3 separate regions of the Mus musculus genome follow, and regions 1 and 2 are each linked to region 3. The links are chromatin loops, found by intact Hi-C in ENCODE. Cell type or tissue: heart. All regions are shown on one strand. Region 1 holds the start of Plpp3 (phospholipid phosphatase 3). Region 2 has its middle 69 kb from the start of Gm29922. Region 3 holds the start of Gm40217 (a long non-coding RNA gene).

Region 1 (8,000 bases), 160 kb after region 3:
AGGAAATAGGAGGAGCTGAGGATGCTGTCATTACTAATAAAGACAGTGGCAACTGGCCTCTGACAGCAAGGACACACTTGTGAACTTTGCACATGCAATCTCTCACCTCAGCTGCAGGCCACAGGCCACAGGCTGTCACTGCTTCCCTGATTTTACAAATGAGGAAGGAAGCTGAAATGGAGAGGTCAAACGCCATTTGTCCAACTCACACCTATGGGTGTTAGCTTTCCGTTCCCTGCAGTCCCAACCCAAGAGACTGCCACAACCTGTATCATTCTCCCAAGACTTTGATCTGCTTAAGCCCCCACTTAGCAATCCAGTGTATTCCAGTTTCACCTCTCAGAAGAGACAGAGATGTGAGACCAACAACAAGCCACAGACTTGCGACAAGAGCTGGAACATTCAGTACAGGGACAAAAAAACCCACTACATAATTCAATTGCCCTGAAGACATCAAGTGCTACACAATATAGTGATTCTAAAACAGGCCTGATTTAAAAAAAAAAAAAAATCAGCCAAAGGTTTTTATGAAAATACAGAATGCCGCAGGGTTCTGCCCCAAGCTCCTGGGGGAAACTTGGAATCTGTCATTTGCACCAGATGGATGCTTCTTCGTCAGGTGAGTTTATTAAACGTGGACGTGAGAGGCACTCTCCACAGCAAAGGTTACTCCTCAAGTGCTGTGCAGAATTGAACTGACACACGAGGTAGGGTTTCTCCGAAAATATTACTGCCCACAAGAGGGAGAAGCCCTTGACTACAGTTTCATCAGCACCATGCTGTGGCCAGCTGGGCTTTGCCAGCCCAGACAACTGCACAGGAAGGGGTAAAGAAGCTCAAATTGACAGGGCTAAAAATGGAAGGGCCACCAATTCTGGTTTTAGTATTCTCCCACCTAGGCGCTACCTCCAAGATATCTATTAGGACTTTAAGAGGGGGAAAAAGAAAGAAAGAAAAAGAAAAAGATGAGATAGAAATTCTGGACAGTAAGGAAACGGAGTTTGTCTACCATCCTAGAAAAAAGCATACTAAGTGCAGGCTACCTTCGTGTTCCTTACAATGCCTACAGGAGAGCTGGGCGGGTCACTCAACAGTGGACTCATGAAAATCTGTCCCTACACTGTGCGGCTCAACACAGTACCTTAAATTATCGAGAGCATCACTGCTTCACCGACTTACTTAAAACACAGTCAATGCAGTAACCAAGCAACAGGAACATGGGAGGCACCTCCTGAACATGTGCAGTTGTTTGGGTTTGATTGCTATACATTTCAGAGAGAAAGTCAAAGGAAATATTCAGCCGAGGGTACGTGGCTGCCCAGTTGCCACCAACTTAGGCTAATTTTCATCACTGTGTCTTTGGTCAAACCTGAGTGTCTATGGCACATCTGCCAGCACATTCACAAGACTGTGAAGAGCTAGGAGTGCAAGATGATCTGGTCTCTCTCATTGTTGCCATACCAAGAAATCTATGCCCAGAAAGTAAATTCGTCCCAATCACACAGCGAGCAGTCAGTACAAGATCAGAACTCACATCTCTGGGGGCTCTTCATTTTTTGCTGTAGTTTCTAGGAAAAAAAAATACAGAAATGTTTTCTTTTTCTCTATGAGAGTTGGGTCCCAGTGTATTGGAGAGTGGCCTGGGATTTTAGACAGAATCTCCATTTTGCAGTGGAAAGAATATAAAGCCCAGAGGAAAAATCAGTGTGCCCACAAACATGTAAGTAGATTTAGAGTCAACCAGTCACCATCTAAGGAACCTTAGTTTCTGTGTGTAAGGGTTCCATTCCATTCTCTCTATCCCACTGCCCCTCTCATCATCAAATAGTACAAAGCAATGAGGAATAATGCACAAATAATAACTATGACTCTTCCAGTACCATGTATGGGACCAGCTGTAAGGTTATCACCATTACTATTTAATCGCAAATAAAAACCATCAATGTTTTAGAGCAACCAGACTGAATGGTGTGGTTGTTAGCCACCTACATTGTGTACTTCCGATGAGAAGAATTAGAACTTGTTTATCCTCCTGCTTTGGTCCAATGGATGCCTGGGGAAAGTGAAGAGGCAGGCAGCTCTGTGGCTCAGCTCTAGGATTTGTCATGAGGTCGCAGCTTTAGGAGTCTCCAAGTGGGATACAGGACTCCACTGATGCTGAGAATCAGGGGAGAACCGAAGCTGGCTTCCTTGAAAGGAGCCTTTTCTACACCATGGAGGTGGCTTTATAAGTGGTACAGTGGAACATACACTAAATGACTTGTATCTTTAAAGGCAGCTAATAGAGTTTAAGACAACCGGAGATCTCTGGGGTTCTCATGGCACTCCACACCCCAGAACTAACGTGAGGAGAAAGTGAGAAGGGGTACCCTACTAAAAGAGGAGTAAAAAGGGTTTCAGAAAACCTACGAGACAAAGACTTGTAATTGTATTTAAAAGCAATTAGTGGAGAAAGGTAACTGTGGTCGCAGGTAAGCTCCCAACAGGCTTCTCTCATCCCGGATTCTCTTGGCTTTCAAACAAGAGTGGGCTTTTTGTTTTTCACCCAGTATTTAACACTCCCAAAAGGTATGTGAAGCAAGTTACACCACTCGCATATTTCCACTTACATAACAGGCACATCGCAACATCAGCTTTTAGTTTTTCCAGATACTAAGAGATGAAGCTTGGTCTATATTCCTATGGGAGAATAAATAGAAAACTGTCTCTCTTCCTAATATATTAGTACCCTGTAATGCGGACCATATGATCAATAAACTGTAGAAAAATTAAATCATACTGACAGTCTCAGGCAAAAACTGAACCAAGTAGAAACATTTTTTTTAGGACAGCAGTGCGTAGAATATTAAAATCACATGTTGCATTATTAAATCTTCTTTTGGAAGCCAAACAGAGTTATGTTGCATAACTACCTCAAGATACACGCTAATCTTACAGATAGTTTTTCCAATTAAAGGTATCAGGAGGTATTTAATCAGTAATACTGTCCTATAGTCTGTGCTTATGCCGAAGTTTGACAACTGGTTTTAGAATTTTCACTCTGGAGAGGCACTTGCTGCAAATGAAGAGTTGAAGTGCATGCACATGTACCACACCCCTACATTCCACCCTGAACACACAGAAAAACATCTCGGGGTGTCATCGTCCCTGCTTACACTATAGTTAAACAGGTATTACTCTCTGCACATGGCTTAACACCACTTTCTTCTAATAAGAATGCAACGTTTCTAAGTGCACCCCACCCACCATCAGAAGAATGTCTAGAAGGGAGAGCAATGGGTGCGAAGGCTGTCGTCGGAAATCCAGCTCTTGCTTTCCTAAGGATAAAGCAGGAGGCAGGGGGCTTGCCAGCACAGGTACCAGAGAAAGTGCTGATCCCACCCACCAAGGAGACACTCAAACCCTGGGAGGCCTCAGCCCAGGTAGCTGCTGCACCCAGCTTCTATGCTTCTAAGTATTTAGTGGTCTCATCCTCCTCCTCACCCCAGGACCTGGAAGGGTCTTTTAAAAATTCAACAACTTGATTATAAGACCTTAAGTCATCTGGCTCACTACGCATGATAATAAGCCTGCCGCCACCAGGAAGGCAGGCCCCCCAGTGACAAGTCCTCTGAATAGCATCCTAAGGTTGAGCGCCTGGGATCTGAGCAGAGAATTGGATCTCCATAACTACTACTGTAAGCCCCCTGGCCTTTCACAGCCCGTAATCTTCCCTCCAACTGTCCCTATCACAAGAGGGCCATTCTTAATTTTAAATTCTAAGAAACCCATCGTCTCACAGAATTCTAAGGAAGGTAGTCCGGCAAGAACAAGAGGCCACTGCCTAAGAGTCTTCAATGAAGGAAGTTAAGCCAGGTCGCCACAGCCTGCCCCGGCTAACCCCCTTCCAAAAGGATGAAGCCTCCGTGCAGGAGTTCTTTCTATTTTGGGGGAACTTAACTGGGAACACAGATGTTTCTTCCGTTAGCCGTGTTGGCAGAGCGGCTCCTGGACGGCATCCGAGTTCTTAATGCAGGAAGGGGCCTCACAGACCATCTACTTGAATCCACTCATTCAACTGAGGAGGATACTGAGGCCAAGGGGGTACTTAGGTGGCACACCCAGCTGGTGGCAGAGGGGCAATGCTTTGGTGACAAGTTTTCCACACATTTACATCAAAAGTCGCTTTAAAGGAAAAAGTCCTATTTTTTTACTTCAACCCTGGATGTATGTCAATTGCTCCCCCCCCCCCCCCGTTTAATAAATCCTTTTTCTCCCACTTCAATTCCTGAGCCTCCCACCGCTCTTTCAGCTGAAACTTGCATCTGTTCTAATAGTTGAGCTAGCGCCTCAACTTTGAGGGAGTGTAGCTCCACTGTGGCCCCCAAGCAAGACTGTGGCAGGCAGCCTTTCTTTCAGTGGCCTCCCGGCACAAGTCAGGGAGTGAGCTAGTTTAAAGCTGATGCCCGGGAAGCGGCCTATCAACTGGCACACAGTAGGCGCTCAACAAGTGATGTGCTCCTCGCTGCCCAGCACCTGGCCCGGTAGAGCCGCGTTCCACCCTCTGGGGCTTTCAGCCAAGCGAGTAGCGAGTGACAAGGCCGGCTAGCGCGACTGGCCCTGCAAGGCAGCGCGACGGAAGGGGTGGATGTTTACATGCAGCCGGGACGAGCAGCGCCACTCCGGCAGGAGCCTGCCTTGCTCGGAGACCGAGATGGGTCTCACTCGCATCTGACTCGGATACAGAGCAGAGAGCCACAGGTTTCCTCCATATCTTGGAGCTCGAGCTCACACCTTCCGAGGTGCTGGGCCGGACTCCCAGCTGGAGATCACCCCTAAGGAGGTGGTTCCAGCTGCCGCGAAAGCACAAGCACGCCCCAACTTGAATTCGCAGGCCGGGGATTGGGGGTCCGGGAGGGCGGGGAGCTCGCGGCCAGCACGGCGCCCGGGGGTGGGGGAGATGGCTGCGGGACCCTGGGGGCTGACAGCGCAGCGGGGCCCGGGGCCCGGAAGGGGTTGGGTGGGACCCGTGGGACTGCGCTCACCCATGAAGAGGCAGAAGAGGTCCAGGCAGATGAGCAGCACCCGCTTGCTGCCGCCCTTCCTCGGGTTGTTGTTGAGCGCCGGGCTGCCGCCGTTCTTACTCTCAGGGACGATCGCCTTGTCGTACTTGTAGCTTTGCATGGCGCTGGCTGCGGGGAGCCTCCCGGGGCGATGCGGGCCGCCGCTGCTCAGGAGCGGGTATGCGGGCTCGGGACGCGGCGGCGAGAGTGCAGCCCGGCGGAGTAGTTCCAACTGCAGACGCGGGTAGGTTTCCCCTCTGGGCGCCTCTGCTTTCCTCTCAACCCCAAACTGTTCGCTAGTCCAAGGGGAAGAGAGCCAAATCCCGAGCAGGAACTTTTGCAGAACTGTGCTGCCCCGGACGCGTCCGGCTGGCGTGCGTCTGCGTGCTGGAGTTTGCGAGTGGGCAGCGTCGGCGTCCCGCCACGATCCTCCGCAGCTACTTAATGAATGGAGCAGCGCGGAGCCCTGCAACTCCGCAGCGTCCTGCAGCTAGCTCTCCTCAGCGTCTGCCCAACTCCAACTCTGCCTCCTCCTCCTGCTCCTCCTCCTCCTGCTGCTGCCGCCCGGGCTGCCGCTGTGATCGCTCGGTTTGTTTTCTGAGCTTATATTTCACGAGCGCCTTTAAAAAGCGAGGGGGGAGGAGAAGGACCTCCTTACTTGGCTCCAACAAGATTCAGAAAGCACAGCCCCTTCCTTAAGCTGCCTAAAACGTAGGATAATTAAGGCCACATTTCCCCCACCCCTTTTCCAAAAAAAAAAAAAAAAAAAAAATCGTAAAAGAAAAAGTTGTTCTCAAACCAGAGAATCAGGGAGCCCCTAGCGTTCAGAAACTCCAAAGCATCACAAAAGGGGAGGAAAAAAAACATATAAATAAAATTTTTTTTTCTTGCTGGCCTTTGATTAGAGGTGGGGAGAGGATCGGTGGGAGGTCTATAATACTAAAATGCTTTCTTTATTTACTTGTTTATTTATTTACAAATTTCAGCCTTGAATTGGATTATCCTAAAAATTCAATTTTCAAGGAAAGCTAGGTTGGTTGTTGTTTTGCTTTTAACGCTCAGCACCGGATAATTGTGCTAGATTCCGAAGATCCTACGGTGTAAAAGACTCCGGGCTGGGCGGTGGTGGCGCACTCCTTTAATCCCAGCACTTGAGAGGCAGAGGCAGGCGGATTTCTGAGTTCAAGGTCAACCTAGTCTACCGAGTGAGTTCCAGGACAGCCAGGACTACACAGAAAAACCCTGTCTCGAACCTCCCCTCCACCCCCCCCCCCCCCGAAAAAAAAAGAGACTCCAGAGCCAGACCCCCTGTTCTAGAATCCTATGTCTCTGTGCCTTAATTTCCCCGCGAGTAAACTACAGACACCAAAATATTTCTCCCCAGGCAGTCATGGTGGAGATATAATTGATTCTTTCTCATGTGCTTCTGCAGCAAAGCTTGCACAACAGAGGAGCTCGGTGAGTTGAGCCAATACTACTAGTTCTGAACGTGGGTAACCAAAGCCAAGCCTGCCCGCCTCTTTCCTAGTCCAGCTGGCCTCCGGCATACCTGAGCATTATTGGCCTTGACTTTCAAGGAATCTGATGTTTCCCTTTGAATACTTTTTATATGGTTTTATATGATTTTTAAAGTTGATTACTTTTTTATGAGCTGGTTTTTTGTTTTTTGTTTTTTTTTCCTTCAAGAGAATCAACACTTGAAGGGTCAGGACCCTCCCTTACATTTTCCTTAGTATCAAGCTTGGAGCACAGTACATAGCATACAAATGCACATTTCTTCCAAGGGTCTTTATAATACAGAGGTGGAAATGGCTCAATGGTTCTAGCATTGTTGTTTGTTTGTTTGTTTGAGACAGGGTCTCTCTCTCTCTCTCTAGCCCTAATATGTCTTAGAACTCACTATGTAGACCAGGCTGGCCTCAGACTCACAGAGATAGATCTGCCTGCCTCTGCCTCTCGAGAGCTGGAATTAGATGCAGCTGGTTCTAGTTTTTATAAAAAGATTATTCTATCTAGTATTCTATATCAGTCTATACAGACTAGTGTTTTGCCTGCATGTATGTCTGTGTGCCATATGCTCGAAGCACTCACAAAGGCCAAGGAGGGCTGTTAGATCCCTACAACTGGAGTTACAGATGACTGGGAGCCACTGTGTGGGTGCTGGGAACCCAATCTGGGTCCTCTGCAAGAACACTAGTTGCTCTTAATCACGGAGCCATCTCCCCAGCTCCAAGTCCTAGCTTTTGGATGGATAGTACAAATGATATCCGACTGCCCTAGTGGGCCACTCCATAACTCTGTATCCCACCGCCAGCCCTCTTGAGTATCCCTTTTATTGCCTACCGCTTCGGTCCCACCCCTCTACCTACATCATAAACCTTCCTCCCCTCAACTAGCACACTGTTTCTCCTCCGGTGCACCCTGATCTTTCACCCCCTCTCCTTGTCCTGCTTGGTTCCAGCACAGGATTAATTTTACCTTCAATATTTCGCCTAGGCCACTCGTGCAACACTCAGTCTAACTTGGTGTCAGTTAACAAAAACTAGTCATTTGTGTAAATGGCCTTTGACGTGGGACCGTTGATTATCCTCAGTGAGCCTCTGTAGTGCTCAGGGTTTGAGGTATGCTGAATTAAGCCCACATTGGACCTAATTAACGATGAGACTGGCAAGGAAAGGCAAAGTCCTGTCTTCTGAAAGCAAGATGCACCAAGAAAGTGCTGGAGCGGACGTGTCAGCTGCCAATCAGAGGCATCCCGCCCATCAAAGGAGAGCAGGTGAGGCCCCTTGGCATCTAAGAGAAGTTCCTTGAAACCCCCTTCAGGAGAAGCAGCACAGCCTCACCTGGGAAAACAGCAGCAACAATGCGAAGCTAATGTTATAATTAACAGCACTCTAAAAGGAATTCTGGGTACCCGAGGTTCTTCCATGCTCACAATCCTCTTCTTCACGTGCAGAA
Region 2 (8,000 bases), 600 kb before region 3:
GTCATAGAACTTACTTTCTACACACATAAAACTTAACCTGGACATTTTCTCTAAGGTGAGCTCTTGAGCCATTGCCTTTAGAGCAGCCATCTGTCACGCTGGCAATAGTGTTCCAAGAGTAAATTCTATGTCATTTGTTTAGCACTATCCATTATAGATCAGCTTTCACTGAGGGCAGCTTGTGTCAGCAGAAAAATACCTCTTCTCTGGCTTTGTGTCTGTCCTATCAATCAATCAAAGGGAGGAGGACGAGAAACAATGGCGAGACATCGGCCGCATGCTTCTCATGTGTGGAGTTTGTTCACACTCAGTTCACCTTCAAAGTGAGAGTCATCAATCTTGGTGTGCTGGTGGGGAAATGGAAAGAGAGAGGAGGCTGGAGTCAATCTTATGAATTCTAGTTATATCAGCCAGAGTCCTCCTGGCTGCATATGTGCATATGAATGTGTGAGCTTGTAGAAACATGTATACATATTTTATATCTTGTTATCTATCTATCTATCTATCTATCTATCTATCTATCTATCTATCTATCTATCTATCTGTCTGTCTGTCTATCTATCATCTATCTATCATCTATCTACCTACCAATCATCATCTGTATCTATATTTATCATCTGTCTACTCATCTTGCCTCAATTTACTCTATCTATCTATCTATCTATCTATCTATCTATCTATCTATCTATCTATCTATCTATCTATCCATCTATCTATCTACCTATCTATCTACCTATCTATCTACCTACCTATCTATCATCTATTTATTATCATCTATCCACAATGTATCTAGCTGTCTCCTATCTTCTGTCTATTGTCTACCCACATCTATTATGGGTCTGTCGATCAGAAAGGTTCGATTTACAGAATTGGCTCATGTCCATGGCAAAGGCTAGCGAGTCTGTCAGGTGGCTGAAAAATCAGGTAAGAATTATAGAGTAGACATGGATCGCAAATCTGATAGGCAAGACAGCGGGTCAGAAACTTAGGGAAAGTTCCTATGTTAAAGTATCATGGCAGAATTCTCTCTCTGGGGTACCATGAGATCTGTGCTAAAGTCTTTAACTGAACAAATAAGGCCCACTTACACTGTGGAGGGGATATGCCTTACTATTGTTACCTGAGAAAGTATTTAACAAATATTAATTCCATCTATAAAACATCTTCACAATACACATTCATACCAGTGCTTGACCAGACAACTGAGCATCCTGCCCTAAGCAAATTCTCACACAAAACTAGTCATCTCAACAGACTTGGATTTTTGCTTCTTGTATTTTGTTTTTCTATTTCTTTCTTTGTTCGACTTGGGAAAGCTTTGGAAGACAGCTATATTAAAACCTGACAGCTAATCTGTGTTAGCTATTAGGATTTAATAGCTCAAGATCTGGAACCGAGAGACAACTTTTATTTAATGAACATGGAGATACAATCCCTCCACAGAAGACACTTAGTTTGACTGGGGATTTTGAAATGACTCTGTTGGAACTTTAATGCTTTTAGAAAATGTTCTGGGCGTCGAGCAGGCAATTTCTGTTTCCACCCCCGGTGACAGCTTCTTGCCTTGCTGTGATGGGCAGTGTGCTTTCTTACTTCTGTTTTCTTGCTGGGTCTTTCTCTGACCCTTTCCCTCCTCAGTCAGTACTCACAGGAGTACATTCCAGGTGATCCATCCCTTCACATCGCTATGTTCTCTGGATCATGCCCAAGTCAGCAGAGGGAACCTGCTCTGCACATACTGAGCCCGTCGCCTATTATACTGACTGCCCAGTTATCTTGAGCAGCCTGGGCTGACATCTCATTTCCTTGTGCCCAGCATTCTGGGCACTATATGGTGCACCTTTAATAAATATTTATTCAACATCAACTAAAGTGAAGAATGCAACTCTTGATATTCTTTGTCAACCTTCCAGGCCAAATGAAGTTGTTTTTCTTTTTTCATCCAAGTAAATGACTGTCTGCACAGGAGTTCCTCCAAATGCTTGTCATTGTATCATGAATGTTCTCATGAGGAACAAATAAGAGCCAAGAGGTGACTCTCATCAGTGGAATTTGTGTCAAGTTCACAATTTCCCTTCTTCTCAAGAGCAGAACCTAGTGAGCTGTCCAGGGCTCAGCTCATGAGGAATGGTTTGCCATATAGCCATTGCCCCATGGACTCACCCTGAGGCTGCTCTAGGAAGGAAGACAGCAAGATGACAGGTATGAGTACTAACGACTTCAAGGTGGTCTCCTTTATTGTCCCTGGGAACCTATTGCAGCGTTTGTGCGGATGTGATGCAGTGTGTGAGGAGACAGTGATGGATATGTGTTTAGTCTGAACTGTCCAGCATGGCGGCAGCCCTGTGGGGGCAGCTGCCCGGAAGATGAAGGAAGAGGTGCACGTGACTCATCGTGCGCGGCAGACCATCTCATCTTTCCACAGCTGCCAAGACCACAGCTCTGATCACCATATAATGAAATTTCTAATTTTCTCTTTTCAGAAATAAATGAGATATGTCTTCTGCATGGGGGGGGGGGGGGCCTGTAAAGGATTCAGTTCAAGTCCATTTCATTCCATAGTGTCATGGCACTTATTTTAATTTCTTTAAAAATATTTATTCAGGCTCTGAGCCATGCATTAGGAAGCAATTGTGAAGAAGGAGCCATAAACCCTACCTCCAGGGAACTTACAGTCTAGTTAGGGAGTGTCTCAAAGAAGAGAATGCGAAACTGGGGTCAGCCTCCAGCTGCTCCTGCCACATCTAGAGCATTGGCCCCATGCTGGGAGCCACACTCAGGCTACATGTGTCATGTGCCACTATTTTCACATGCTATACTTTTGAAGTAGACTATGTTATGATCTAGTAAGTAAGGAAACAACCCTCGACTCCTTAACAGACTTTATTCAAAAGCTTTAAGTCAGGGACAAGAGACTTAAACTAAGGATAGATGTCTTTGGAGCCCGATCAACTTCTCATCACTACATCAGGCATCTCTGTATATCTACATGGCCAACCTGGTTGTGTGTTCATCTAAACGCTATGAGTAAAGTGCATGGGAGACTCAGAAGAAGCCTAGTGGATGGGACTTTGGTCCGGGATTCAAAGACTGTGTTGACGCCCATCATGCAGAAGACCTGGGAAAGCACTCTAGAGCTGGGCACAGTGTTGTGCTGGAGTATGTAACGGTCTAGAGCAGTGGTTTTTAGTCTTCCTAATGGAGCGACCCTTTAATACAGTTCCTCGTGGTGACCCCAACCATAAAATTTCTTTTGTTTCTACTTCATAACTGTAATTTTGCTACCGTTATGAATTGTAATATAAATATCTGATATACAGGATATCTGAATGTACGACCCCTTGAAAGTGTTATTCACCCCTAAAGGGGTCACCAATCACAAGTTGAGAAATGCTGGTGAAGTGTCATGAGGTAGAGGGGAGGAGGAGATGTAGAGAAAGAGGCTTCCAGTGAGGATGGGGAGTCAGACCCGCAAGAGGAATCCTGAGTGTTTCTGAGGGGACAGAAGCACAGACTGCGTTGAAGTCTAGGGGCAATGAGATAAGAAATCCAAGCGGCAAAATCTTGAATTGGCCAGTAGGGGGGGACCTAACGTGCAAGTCTAGGGGCTCATTGGGACTCCACTGTTGGTCTCCTTCAGCTTCTGTACAATGCCTCTGACCTGTGTCTTGGGAACAGCTCGTCAGTAGTTAGGTTTTTTTAAGGTAGAAATAATTTCCCCTGTAAGTACATCAGCATACTTTTATTCCCTAACTGCGTGAGGAAATAAAACACTGTATTTATGTCAGTATAAGGACAAGGCAGGGGACATTGGAAACATGGCCCAGACCACTTCTGTACATCAAAGGAATTATTCCTCTAGGTGCTGAGAGGGCTGCCAGCAGACAGCCCTTTACTCTTAGTCCCCTTTCAGGAATTCAGTCACTTCTCACAGCTTCTCCCTTTCCTGAGCCACTCACAGTTGTCAATGGTAGCTCCCCCCACCCCCCAACCTCTGTGATTATAAATGTCCTTACCTCAATTTGGGACAAGTTTCTGAAAGACAAGGCTCCTGTGACATTGCTGAGCCCTCTCTGTCTAGAGTGTCCCCTGCTTCTTTCTCCTTGGCCCTACTGCCCCCTCCACAGTCTCCCAAGTGCAGGCACCCAGCTTCAAAGGGAGCTTCCTTGCAGCAGCTGATGACTGAGTTCATGTGGGACCCTCCTTACTCTGTTCACTCCTCTTACTCCATGCTAGGGATATGTGTCCCATAATGCTATTGCTCTTGGTTTGTACCATCATCCATAGCTCTCTTGTTGTTGAACCCAGGTGACCTTAAATTCTTCCTGGGGGGACAGAACAAGGCTTCAGAACCTCTCAGAAAGTTAGGAATGGAGACCTACATAGAGTACATTTCTGCAAGATCATAGAGCTAGCGATACAGACATTTCCCAACTTTCTGGTTAATTCTACTGAATGCTGCAAACAGAACTGCCCATGTCTTGTGATTTGATTTTATGTATGTATGTATGTATGTATGTATGTATGTATGTATGTATGTATGTGTGTGTGTATGTATGTGTATGTGTATGTATGTATATGTAGAGGCCAGAGGAGTATTATGATGTGTCTTCTTCTATGGTTTTCATCTGTTTTTGAGAGCATGTGTTACTGTTCTGGCTAGTTTTATGTCAACTTGGTACAAGCTAAAGCTAGCTGAGAGGGAACCTCAGAGGGAAAAAAAAAGCCTCCATAGGATCAGGTTGTAGGCAAGCCTATAGAGAATTTTTTAAATTAGTTATTAATTCAGAGGGTATAGCCCATTGTGGGTGGTGCTACCCCAGGCTGGTTGTCCTAGGTTCTATAAGAAAGCAGATTGATCAAGACATGAGGAGCAAGCCAGGAAGCAGCACTCCTCCATGGCCTCTGCATCAGTTCCTGCCTCCAGGTTCCTGCCCTGTTTGAGTTCCTGTCCTGACTTCCTTTAATGATGCACTGTGATGTGGCCAAATGAATGCTTTCCTTCCCAACTTGCTTTAGTCACAGTGTTTATCCCAGTAATAGAAACCCTGACTAGGACAGCCCCGAGCCTTGAGCTTGCTGTTTCAGTTAGGCACAAGCTCCTAGAGGAACCATTCTAAGCCCTTAACACTGGGCTTATAGGCTTGATGTTAGGGATTTGAACTCAGGTCCTCTTGCAGTCATGGTAAGTGTTCTTACTTAAGGAGCAATCTCTCAACCCCCTTTCTTTGTTTCTGTTTGTTCTCAGGCTTGGCAAGTAAACTAGGAGCTCACACAGATCTTGCCAGGAAAGATCTCTACATTGACCTATAGTCTCAGCCCTTCTTATGCTTTTTAATACACTAATATCCCAGACATGTTGGGCCCAGAATTTCCATTTCTGGGTCTGAAACTGTGTATCTATCAGCTAGTGGTCAGCTTTTAACACCCCTACTAAAACTGTGGCCTCAGCCAAATAGTAAGCAATAGGTTTTAAACAGCATCACTGAAGATGCCCCAGCTCTAATGTGTGTGTGTGTGTGTGTGTGTGTGTGTGTGTGTGTGTGTGTGTTGGGGGGCAGTCACAAACTTTGTTTGCTACAGAGCTGTCCCAAGGGTTCTAAAGTGAAGAAGGAAAGGCAGAGAGGTATGCATTGGGCTGGTGTGTGTGTGGGGGCAACATGAAGCCTGGAAAGGAGAGGGATAATAGAGATAATAGGGAGATATGGGAGGGGAGAACGGGGGTGGGGGAGAAGACAGAAGAAGAGGGAAGAGGGGAGAGGAAGGAGGAGGTGGTGGGACAAGAGAGAAAGTTGTCAGGCAGATGTGGAAAAGAGTAGAAAGCAGAAGGCATACGGTGAGCAGGCTTTTCTAGCTGACACAATGGTAACTTCCCTACTCACTGGACAGCCTGTTATTTGTGGATTTGAGCTTGTTGGATCAGTACGTTTTATGATCTGAAATAATCTATTCAGAGCCAGTGTCTTGAGGAGAGGGTTGCCTACGGCTGGGATCTCAGTTCACTCTGCCAACAGGGCTTTGAGAAGCCTGTAAGGGTGTCACGGTATCAGGGGACCAAGAGGACTCGCATCTGGTGCTGAGTGAGGAATTGAGATTAAGTGGGGGTATCTGGGGATATAGATCCCCCTCCCCCATTGATGACCAGGCAATGTGTGCCCTAGAGAGAGCCTGGGGTTTTGGCTCTGCAGTTGCTTTGAAAGAAAGAAGCAGATCACTGCATGCAATTTATTATTTTTTAGGACATAATAGCTAACAGTTCTGAAAACACTCTGGCTGTGCTCCACAGCTCATCAACTCGCACAGCGCCAAGGAATGAAGGAGAAAGTCCAGATGTACCAGAGTGCTGCTGAGGTACGGGGTGCTGTGTTTCCTCTCCTAGGGACCTGGGGTAGTCCCCACCTGTACGAGCCCCTTGCACCAATAGCCTCAAGCTTCCTGAATAGTGTTCAGGTTTGATCAGATCCAATAGGAGTCCTAATTGTTGGTGTCGAGAAGTTATGGAAAGTTCAAGGGATGGGACAGACCGGAGGTTTGCCCTGTCTTCTTCTTTGCTGTGGCCTCGGGATGCCATATGGCTGCTGTGACCCTAGATGTGGCTCAGAGGTCTCAGCTCACAGTGTGGGCCCCTCTGTCTGTGCTCCTGCAGGCCTTGAGGGTTGCAGCCTTGGTGTCACCAGGAGGCTCCCAGACCCCTCAAGCTGCACAGCTGTGTGGCTGTCATATTGCCTGTGTTCCTTTAAAGCTAGTCACTGCCCTGACTGTGGGGGCAGAGCTTGGTAGGCCACACTGAACCAAATTCTTCCTTGTCATGCACAGGCCGACCACCACTCATCCACAGCCTGCAGCTCTTTTATTTGAGGAGACAGGTGGAAACAGACCTCCGGAGGGCCAGGCTATGGCCAGGTTCACACTTCACAGCCTTCGCAGCTGTTAGAACTTGGCAAGCCTCCAGAGGTGATCCACTCATGACAGCGTTCATGAAGTAGGATCCCTTTTCCCTTCACAGGGCGATCAGAGGGCTCAAAGAACACAAAAGTATTTAACCAAAGCTGAGAGCTGTGTACATTTGATGATCGTTATTGTGTTGAGCTGATCCTAGAACATAAAGAAGAGATGTGGGAGCCAAGGAAGGATTTCTTGTTCTATTCCCCTCCCTCCCTCCCTCCCTCCCTCCCTCCCTCCCTCCCTCCCTCCCTCCCTCCCTCCCTCCCTCTCTCTCTCTCTTTCTCTCCCTTGCTTCCTTCTGGAGCACCCTAGTATCTGCCTTCAGCCTAGAAAAACATGGAGGAATCAGACTTAGAACATACCATGGCATACAAATAATATTCTCTTAAATGATCAGAGCAAGCAAATATCTTGCCTTCTTCTAGAGAAAGAATGAGGAGATGCTACCTCATGCGGGGGTGGGGGGGGTGGGGGTGGGTTTGTTCAACAGCTTGGCCTTCAGCTGGGGCCACCTGCTTCACCTGTGACAAGTTGGATCCTAGGTGCCCCTTGCTTCTCTGTCCCCTCTTCTATCACTTGGCATGGCTGTGTCCATTTCTATGGACAGTCATGAGAACTACATCGAACCTGCCACATGATTTCCTAGGAAATAACCATCTCTAGAGTGAGAGCTTGTTAACCATCTCCCCTCCCAACCTCCAAGTGCATGCTGCACTGTCCCTGTGGGGAAGATGAACCCTGGGACTTGTATGGAATACCATATTCTCTCGGGGCCCAGAACTCATCTGCAATAGGGAAGATATTTTTAAGTTCTTGTTGTAGCTTCTAGACCTTTCCCCAGCCCAACAGTATTGCTTGGGTTGCACTAGATCTCTATCTGTGCTGTCTTCCAGCTAGTTCCCTGCTCCAGATGTAGTCGGAAACTGGAGACACGGACCAGAAGTCAGCTGCTTCCTCTCTCTGGGCATGCTGTTGTCTATAGAAGGCCTTGGTCTGGATATATGTGGTTCCTGCCTTCTAGCACGGACGCACCCTGATTTTGTTTTAGGGACAGT
Region 3 (8,000 bases):
ACCTCTAGTAACCTCAAGTTTTGGAGGATGGAGTTTTATGACTTCAATAATGAAGAGAGTCAGCTTAGGGAAGAATAGTTACGTGGAGTGGGTTTGGAAGAGGAGTTTTCACACAACACATCTGGTTTTGGTTTTGGTTGTTGTTGTTGTTGTTGTTTTTAATATGAGTATACTGTAGCTGTCTTTAGACACACCAGAAGAGGACATCAGATCCCATGACAGACATTTGTGAGCTACCATGTTGTTGCTGGGAATTGAACTCAGGACCTCTGGAAGAGCAGTCAGTGCTTGCTCTTAACAGCTGAACCATCTCTCCAGCCCAACACATCTGTTCTTGATGGCTAGAAAAACTTGTGCTAGTGTGAAGACTGATAGCATGTTTGAAATGCTTTCCTGGCATGCCCATGGCTATTTTCCTTCTTTCCTAGTTTCTCTTTACCACATGGCTTGCTGGAAATGTATGTCATCTTATTGTTTTGAAAGTTAGCTGCCTGCAGGTATTTCATAAACCAGGTAGATGATGCATAAGAAATTCACAGACGAGAGACCATCCAGCAGACAGGAAATCGTGGACAGGGCTCAGCTTCACTCCTTGTCAGTCTACTACCACAAAAGCCTTCTAGTTCTGGAAATGTGACCTTCTCACACTTTATTTATATTTGGATATAGGATATGGAGAAGCCCTGATAATAAGCAGCTAGAATTTGGAGAAAGAGTCAGTTGAGATTCTGGGCCACCCAGTGGTGCTCCCAGCTTCAACACAGGGTACATGGTGCTCTATCAGAAGTACTTCAGCATCCTGCCCTGTCTCCAGCTCTTCTTGAATTAGGCTTTCAATCTTGTTAAGCCTAGACTCTCAGCTCCACCCCAAAAGCTCTCAGCTGGCTGAGTGGGAATGCTAAGAGACAAAAAGAAGACATCAGAAATAACTCCAAAGTGCCACGGCTGCATTCCACCTGCCCTTTCAGATCAGTGGATTAGAGCAGAGGCAAATCTTGGGGGAACAGAGAGGGACTCCCAGGCAGAGAAACCTGTATTTTTTCAATTGGCTGTTGGTATTTCTAGAGAGAGATGATTCTTCCTACCCATGAGTTGGCTAATCATGGTCTTTTGAAGAACAGGTCACAAGTCCCAACCCGGATGCACTAGGCATATAGAAGATATCACTTAATACCTAGTAGTATATCCAGCCAACTTATAGAACTGTCCCTAACATATGGTGGTTGAGATGTCTAATGCCAGTGTCATTAAATGTTCTTTCTATCCTTCTTTCTTCATTTGCATTATTCCACGCTTACCATATAGTCTACCTCTTGGTTTCAGTAGGTCCATCTACTTTCAGGGAAAGATCAAGTGTGTGCTTGTGAAAGAGTCCCTGCAACCTTGGTTCACACGCTAGTGAGTTAGCTTCTGAGAGCCCTTCAATCTTATGTGCATAGTCTACCCCTGAGTCCCTCTGCTAAGTACGCCTACTCACAAAGCTGTTTTAAGTCTAAAGTCCATTATGAAGAGTTCAGCAGGGGAGATGCATCAAACCAGGAGACTCTGGCAGCTGAACTGCTTCAGATCTTTGAATCAAACATGACTCACTACAAGTGCTTTTTTTTTTTGACATTTCAACTCTGTTTCTCTCACAATTCTTCCTGGAGCTACTACCACAGAAGACAGGACAACTGCTGGTGGGCTTGCTGGCACCAGCTTTCTGACTAACCTTCTCAGCCCAGTCCCTGGAAGACACTTCGTCAGGTATAGCCTAAGAAATGGCCCTCTGTTGGGCCATTCTAACCAAAACCTGTGGATAAGTACCCACTGCCTAGTCAAACGCAGACCTACAAGGCCCACTGGCCAGGTTTCCAGCCCATCTCAGACCAGAAATGCAGATGGTCACCTTGGAGAACTAACAGGTCATGAGTTTCCATATGTCAGCACAGTCCATTACATGAACTGGATCCAAGAAATAAGAAGGTAAAATATAAAGTGCATGGATTTAATAACAATAAACAGGTTGGCAGGGATACAAAATCAGGATTATTTGCACTGCTGGTAAGAATTTAAAATGTTATAACTTGGCTTGGGGATGTTGCTCAGTGGTAGAGCATTTGCCTGCTGTGTGCTTGGGTTCAACTCTGGCATTTAAAAAGTAATTTGCAGCATCCCTGGCGGGGGGTGACGGTTTGACAATACATTAATCTGAAATGTCTTTAGAGTTAAACTGCATTTTATCATCAATCCAATTTTTGCAGGATTTTCTCCTAAGGAAATAAGCCATACTCAAAGATCAAACCTCAAAAATGTTTATTGTAATTTTTTTATATTAGTGAAAAGCTACATGTAAACTAAATATTTAAAAGATAAGATTGGTAAATAAACAGTATGGTTCATATAACAAAAAACGATTCCTGATACATTGTTGGACAAGAATGTTGGCTGCAAAACTATGCCTAGAAAATTCTGAAGGAGATGCTGCAAAAGGCCAGACATTGTTAGCATGGTCTTGTGTCTGAGTGGGTGAATGTATGGGTACCTTTCCCTTTTCACCTGCTCCTCAGTTTTTTTTTGGGGGGGGGGTGTTTTTGTCTTTTTTTAAAAAAGTTTCTCCTGGCAAATACAGAAGTGGATGCTCACAGCCATCCATTGGACAGAGCACAGGGTCCCCAACGAAAGAGCTAGAGAAAGTACCCAAAGAGCTAAAGGGGTTTGCAGCCCCATAGGAGGAACAACAATATGAACTAACCAGTACCTCCAGAGCTTCTTGGAACTAAACCACCAATCAAAGAAAACACATGGTGGGTCTCATGGCTCTAGCTGCATATGTAGCAGAGGATGGCCTAGTCAGCCATCAATGGGAGGAGAGGCCCTTGGTCCTGTGAAGGCTCTATGCCCCAGTATAGGGGAATGCTAGGGCCAAGAAGCAGGAGTGGGTAGGTTGGGGAGCAGGCGGAGGGGGAGGAGATAGAGAATTTTCTGAGGGGAACTAGGGAAGGGGATAACATTTGAAATGTAAATAAAGAAAATATCTAATAAAAAATGCTTCTCATTTGTGCACACTAAGTGTACATTATGTAAATAATAACAAATAGAATAGTTTGTTTTTCCAAGGGTAGCCTGTGTGATATTTGCCCAGATGTGAATTCAAATCCCAGTTAGGCCACCGATCCTTTAGACACTACATATGCCCAAGCCTGGATTGAGAAATTCCTTTTCTTACAAGGTGGTTGGGGCACTTACAGGGTGAAGCATAACCGCAGCGTGGCCCAGAGCACACCCTGAATAATGCTTTCTCTTTCCTTCCTACATGTTCAAAATCACTTCGGCGTGAGAGTCTACACGTGTGACGGCTGAATGCGACCCTATTCGTGTAGAATGTAGATCTGAAAAATCTGTAGAGGAGCTGGGGGTGTGGCTCAGTGGTAGAGCACTTCCAAGCATACACAGTGCCCCTAGTTTCAATATCCAACAGTGAAAACAACTATCAGAGACTTGTGTTAAACACCCCTATCTTAGTAACTTTAGATCAGATCTAAAGAGACAGACAGACATCCCCCACTACAAGTCAAGGTAAAAAAGGCCAGTTGTGTTACCCAACCCCACCGGTAGGTGGAGCCGGTCTCTACCCTTGTGCCCACGCAGCCTGTCGCACCACCCCATTAGATAATGGGTATCACAGGGTTGATGGAACACACCCCCCATTAAAACTTACCGCAACCACCCAGGGCTCTCCTCTCTCTCCCCACATACCTCAAACCACTTCCTGCCCGCAGCTTCCACACCTCTGTCACACTCCGCCCCACCTTACAGACTCAGTCTTTGGAATTAGACCTCCTCATCCATAAATCTGATTCTCTATCAGAAACCCAGCTAGAAGTTGCTGTGCCTTTTCCCAGCTTCTAACTCATTTACCAAATTTTCTGACTGCCTAGTAAATATTTCGTGAAGTGTTAGAAACCAGAGAGGAAACACACGGAGGCCCGGCTTTGGCAGCCTCTCAGCCTGGAGGAAGCAGGTCATCACGTGATTCTGCTGTATTATTATAACCAATGCACTGTACGACCAATACAGGCTTGCAAGAGGCCAGCAGCTGTTCTCAACACTTCATAGACATGAATCTCCATTTGGTCTTCATAACCTGTCTCAAGAGCTTGAGTAAAATAATCTCTGTTTAACAAGTGAAGGAAGTGGAGCACAGAAAAGGTAATTTGTCTAAGCACAAGCTGTAAATAACCAAAACTATATTTGGAATGAAATTTTGTGCTCTTCAAAATAACCTAAAAGCCCAATGTGGTGGTGCACACCCGCAATTCCAGCACTTGGAGGTAAGGCTGGAAGCCTAAGGCTAGCCTTAGGCATATGGTGAATTCAAAGCCAGCCTAGGCTACATGCGACTGGGACACAAAAAGCATGGAAAAAGCATGGAGCTGGAGAGGCAGGTGGCTCCGTGGTTGAGGGCCTGTGCTGCTCTTGCAGAGGAGTAGAGTTCAGTTCCCAGAATCTTTATGTCTTCACACCATCCCTAACTCCAGGTCCAGGGCATCTGGTGGCAACTTGAGACCTCCACGAGTGTCAGGCACACACAAAGTGCACTTACATATATGCAGGAAAAGTGTCATACGCATAAAATAAAAACGAACCTTTTTTAAAAGTGAGATTTCAAGACGGTCGGGGAGTAAAGGTGCTTGTCACCCAGCCGCATGACCTGAGTTTGTCCCCAGGACCCACAAGTAGAAGGAGAAAACCAAGACCTGTAATTTGTCTTCTGGCCTCCACACATGCTTTGAGGAACGTACATACATGCATACAAACATACATACGTACATGCATGTAATAAATTTAAAACATAATGAAACAAAGCCTGATTATTCCAAAGAATGTGTCGTATCTAGTAATGCTTACTATATTATAAATTATAATTTAGAAAGATTATATATTAATTAAATTATACATGACTAATCTATTACATGTCAATCTAAATGATAGTTATACATTTAAAAACTACATAAAAATTCTTAAGAAAGATTGCATCGTCTCACGTGTTTACAGATATCTTCAACATCTGACTATTTTTTCTTTTTCTTTCTTATAGTAATACAGATTGAACTCAGAGCCTTGCACATTTTGAGCAAGTGCTCTACCACTGAAGTCTATATATCCCCTGCCCAGGATCCGACTAACCAGCAAGCAAAACAGATTCTGGTATCTCATGTTAATTCTGTCCATAGGGATTTGTTATTTGGTTGAACTGTGTGAAAAAGTTTGGCCTCACACAGAACCGGAATAGGAAAGGGAGGGGTGTGAGTGGACTACTCCTACGTGCAAATATTCCCCTTGGATAGTCCACCAAAATGTGACAAGTGCTGGTTTCTTAAAAGCTTGCTGCAGAGTGGAATCTGAAACTGATAGCTGTGGTTTGCATGTTTGTGTCCCTTCCAAAGTTCGTGTTGAAACTTAGCCTCCGGATGCTTCAGCATTAAGCAGCTAAGCCTTTAGAGGGCATTGGCAATCTTATAAAAAAGCTGGAGAAAAGCATCCAACCCCGTTTTGGTCTTTTATGGTAATTTTCCATCACTATAGTGAAAATTTGCTATAAATCATTAGGCAGTAACAAAATGATTATTTGGACACAAAATCTTGCAAGTTTTAGTTTACGATCTAAGAGTTCCATTATCTTTAGGTCTGTGGAGAGGCCACATTATCATGGTGGGACGAGACATGTACCCCAGCTGAGAAAAGAGGGGGAGAAGAGGGCTTGTGATCTTATATCCTTGTCAAGTGTGTCCAGTGACGGTAAGACCCCTGCTAAGTCCCACCTCTTGAGGGTACCATTGCCTTCCAATAGTGCATAGGCTGGGGACCAAACCTTTCACATAGGAGCCTTCAGAAGACTCTCCTCTCCCTCCCTCCCTCCCTCCCTTCCTCCCTCCCTCCCTCCCTCCTTCTCTCCCGCCTCCCTCCCCCGCTGCCCCCCCCCCCGCCAACTACCCAAGGATCAATAAGCACAGTGTTGTAGCTAGCTCCAAGCCACTCCAAGCCATTTCCAAGCCAAGGGAAAATGGCACTCAGATAAAGTCATGTAGTTCAGCTCCCACCTCAAACACTCTGCTCAGCTTTTGTCATCAGACTGCCACTGTCCTTCAAAGGACACTTTCCAGGTCATAGCTATTTTGTCACAGAGATTGTTGCACAGTTCAGGAGTTGAAAGGCAGTGATAGCATATGAAGTGTTCCGTCTAGAGACATTTTTCTACCAGTACATTTTTTTAAGGATTTTTTTAAAATAATACATAAAATTTCTGTGTGCATGTGGGTTTGTGCTCACGTGACTACAGGTGCCCACAGAGTCCAGTAGAGGGTACCAGATCACCTTGAATTGTAGTTACAGATGGTTGGGATGGCCCTACATGGGTGCTGGGAGCCAAGCTGGGGCTCTCGGTAGAGCAGAACACACCCTTAAACTATCTCTCCAGGACAGGATCACAACTTTGATTCAAAATAAAACAGTGGTTTTATCTTTGATTGCTTTTGACTGCCCCTTCTTCTCCCCCATTCTACCCCTTTCTCCCCATCCCCTGCTTCCCTACCCACTGCCAAAAAGAAAAAGTGCAAATAGCACCTTAGGAGTTGTAAACTTGCTAGTTCAGTAATGGACTCACGGGTATACCCTGGGTTCTTCTGGAGACCCCCAGCACTTCATTACACTACATTACACTATGACCCAGTGTGAATCCAGAATGCTTGAATGAGCTGCTAACTCTGAGTGGTCCTTTTCCAATATCCTTAGAGTCCTTGAACTCCAAGTCCCAGCTTTGATGGTTCACTAACATCCTCAGATCCACAAAGTAGACCCAGCACAGACTGGGTAAGCCTCAGTTCACCTCCCCTAGACACGGGTTGGGAAGGGCATGAGACTTGGCACCCAGAGCCCATGCTGTGTGCCCTGCTCTCATCACCTCTGTTTGCCAGTTAGGAAACTGAGGCTATGAGGAGGAGGGACTCCACATAGAGCTGTCCAGCACGAAAGCATGCCGCATGTCATCTTCCTGTCTGTTCCCACACTCCCTTCCTGCCTGGCTGACTTTCTTCCCCGCAGTGCTCCAGTTGCTAAGCGTCTAGCATGCCTCACCACCAAAATTTCCTGACATGAGAAAATTCCCAGCACTGGCTGGCCACTTGAGTCTTTCAGTGTCTGAGTTACTTATAGTCACAGATCACTAAGACACTGGAAACTGTGCCACGTCAGAGTCCCTGGCACACAGAACTGATAAAGTTGACAAGGTTTGTGTCTGCTATTGTGCATAGTTTTGGTGACTAGGACACAAAGGCTTTCCTCTGGGACACATTTCCAGCTGAGCTGTTGAGTTGGTCATCTCTGTCTCGGCTGCACAGAGAGGAGGTTGACATCCTCTGGGCCCCGGGTCCTCCCTGGATGAGCTGAAGTCACATGGCAATGCAGCAGGATACGAAGCACATCCTAAGACGCAGCTCCAGGAAAGTTCAGCCCAAAATAAACCTGAAGTCTAAGTAAATAAAGCATTGGGAATATTTTGGGAGAGCAATTCCACAAAGCACAAAAAAAAAAAAAAAAAAAAAAAAGGCAGGGAAATGGGAACACAATTGTCCACAGCCTTTGTTGTACAGTTCTGTCTTCTGATACAGCTTGCTAAGATCCTGTTGAGTATCTCACATTTGTAAAGGCAGGAGTGAGCCAGGGTCAGAAAAATTACATTGTTTCTTCTGAGAGACTGGTGTCATTTAAGCACTGGTTTGAGACAGGGCGGGGAGCTTGATGAGGACTGGGGGCTCTGGTGATTAAAGCAGGATGGAAGGAGAATATAATCTGTGCCAAGGGACCTGGAGGGATCGGCTAAGGAGCACTCTGTTGAGTCACACAGGCTCTTGTCTCCCGGGGGGCGAGAGGGGAGGCACTCGGAGTCTTCATGATCTCACAGGATGAAAGGAGAAAGAACGCTGTTACAGAAAGGGGCAATGTGCATGGCTGTGCATGTG

The links. Hi-C counts contacts between places; a loop is a spot of excess contacts. Peaks named below come from ENCODE experiments on the same cell type or tissue, not always from the same donor. Only the 100,000 strongest peaks of a DNase experiment are listed, where the experiment ranks them.
Region 1: it touches region 3 in a loop (6-fold over the local background); 36 of 42 quality-filtered maps call a loop at or near these places.
Region 2: a loop joins it to region 3, with 2.1 times the contacts of the local background. A loop is called at or near these places in 2 of 42 quality-filtered maps.

What each region holds. Positions count from the first base shown.
Region 1 is chr4:105,154,988-105,162,987 of GRCm38, reverse strand. Plpp3 (phospholipid phosphatase 3) reads right to left here and starts at 5,641. Exons shown (of 6, transcript NM_080555.2): 1 at 5,025-5,641. The coding sequence starts at 5,163. It overlaps Gm29838 (a long non-coding RNA gene), which reads left to right and starts at 6,317. Exons shown (of 2, transcript XR_376486.3): 1 at 6,317-8,000. In heart, CTCF peaks have their summits at 726 (motif pointing right), 3,626, 4,658 and 5,867; DNase peaks (open chromatin) are centred at 3,597, 3,977, 4,527, 5,607 and 1 weaker place; H3K4me3 peaks cover 3,383 bases; H3K27ac peaks cover 2,150 bases; H3K27me3 peaks cover 1,507 bases.
Region 2 is chr4:105,910,768-105,918,767 of GRCm38, reverse strand. No RefSeq gene overlaps it. Among named protein-coding and RNA genes, the nearest start is that of Gm29922, 69 kb to the right of the region's middle. In heart, a CTCF peak has its summit at 3,576 (motif pointing right); a DNase peak (open chromatin) is centred at 6,207; H3K27me3 peaks cover 2,483 bases.
Region 3 is chr4:105,312,666-105,320,665 of GRCm38, reverse strand. It overlaps Gm40217 (a long non-coding RNA gene), which reads left to right and starts at 1,519. Exons shown (of 4, transcript XR_867967.1): 1 at 1,519-1,965; 2 at 5,081-5,190; 3 at 5,669-5,781. In heart, CTCF peaks have their summits at 3,587 (motif pointing right) and 5,506; DNase peaks (open chromatin) are centred at 3,635, 3,955, 5,355 and 7,375.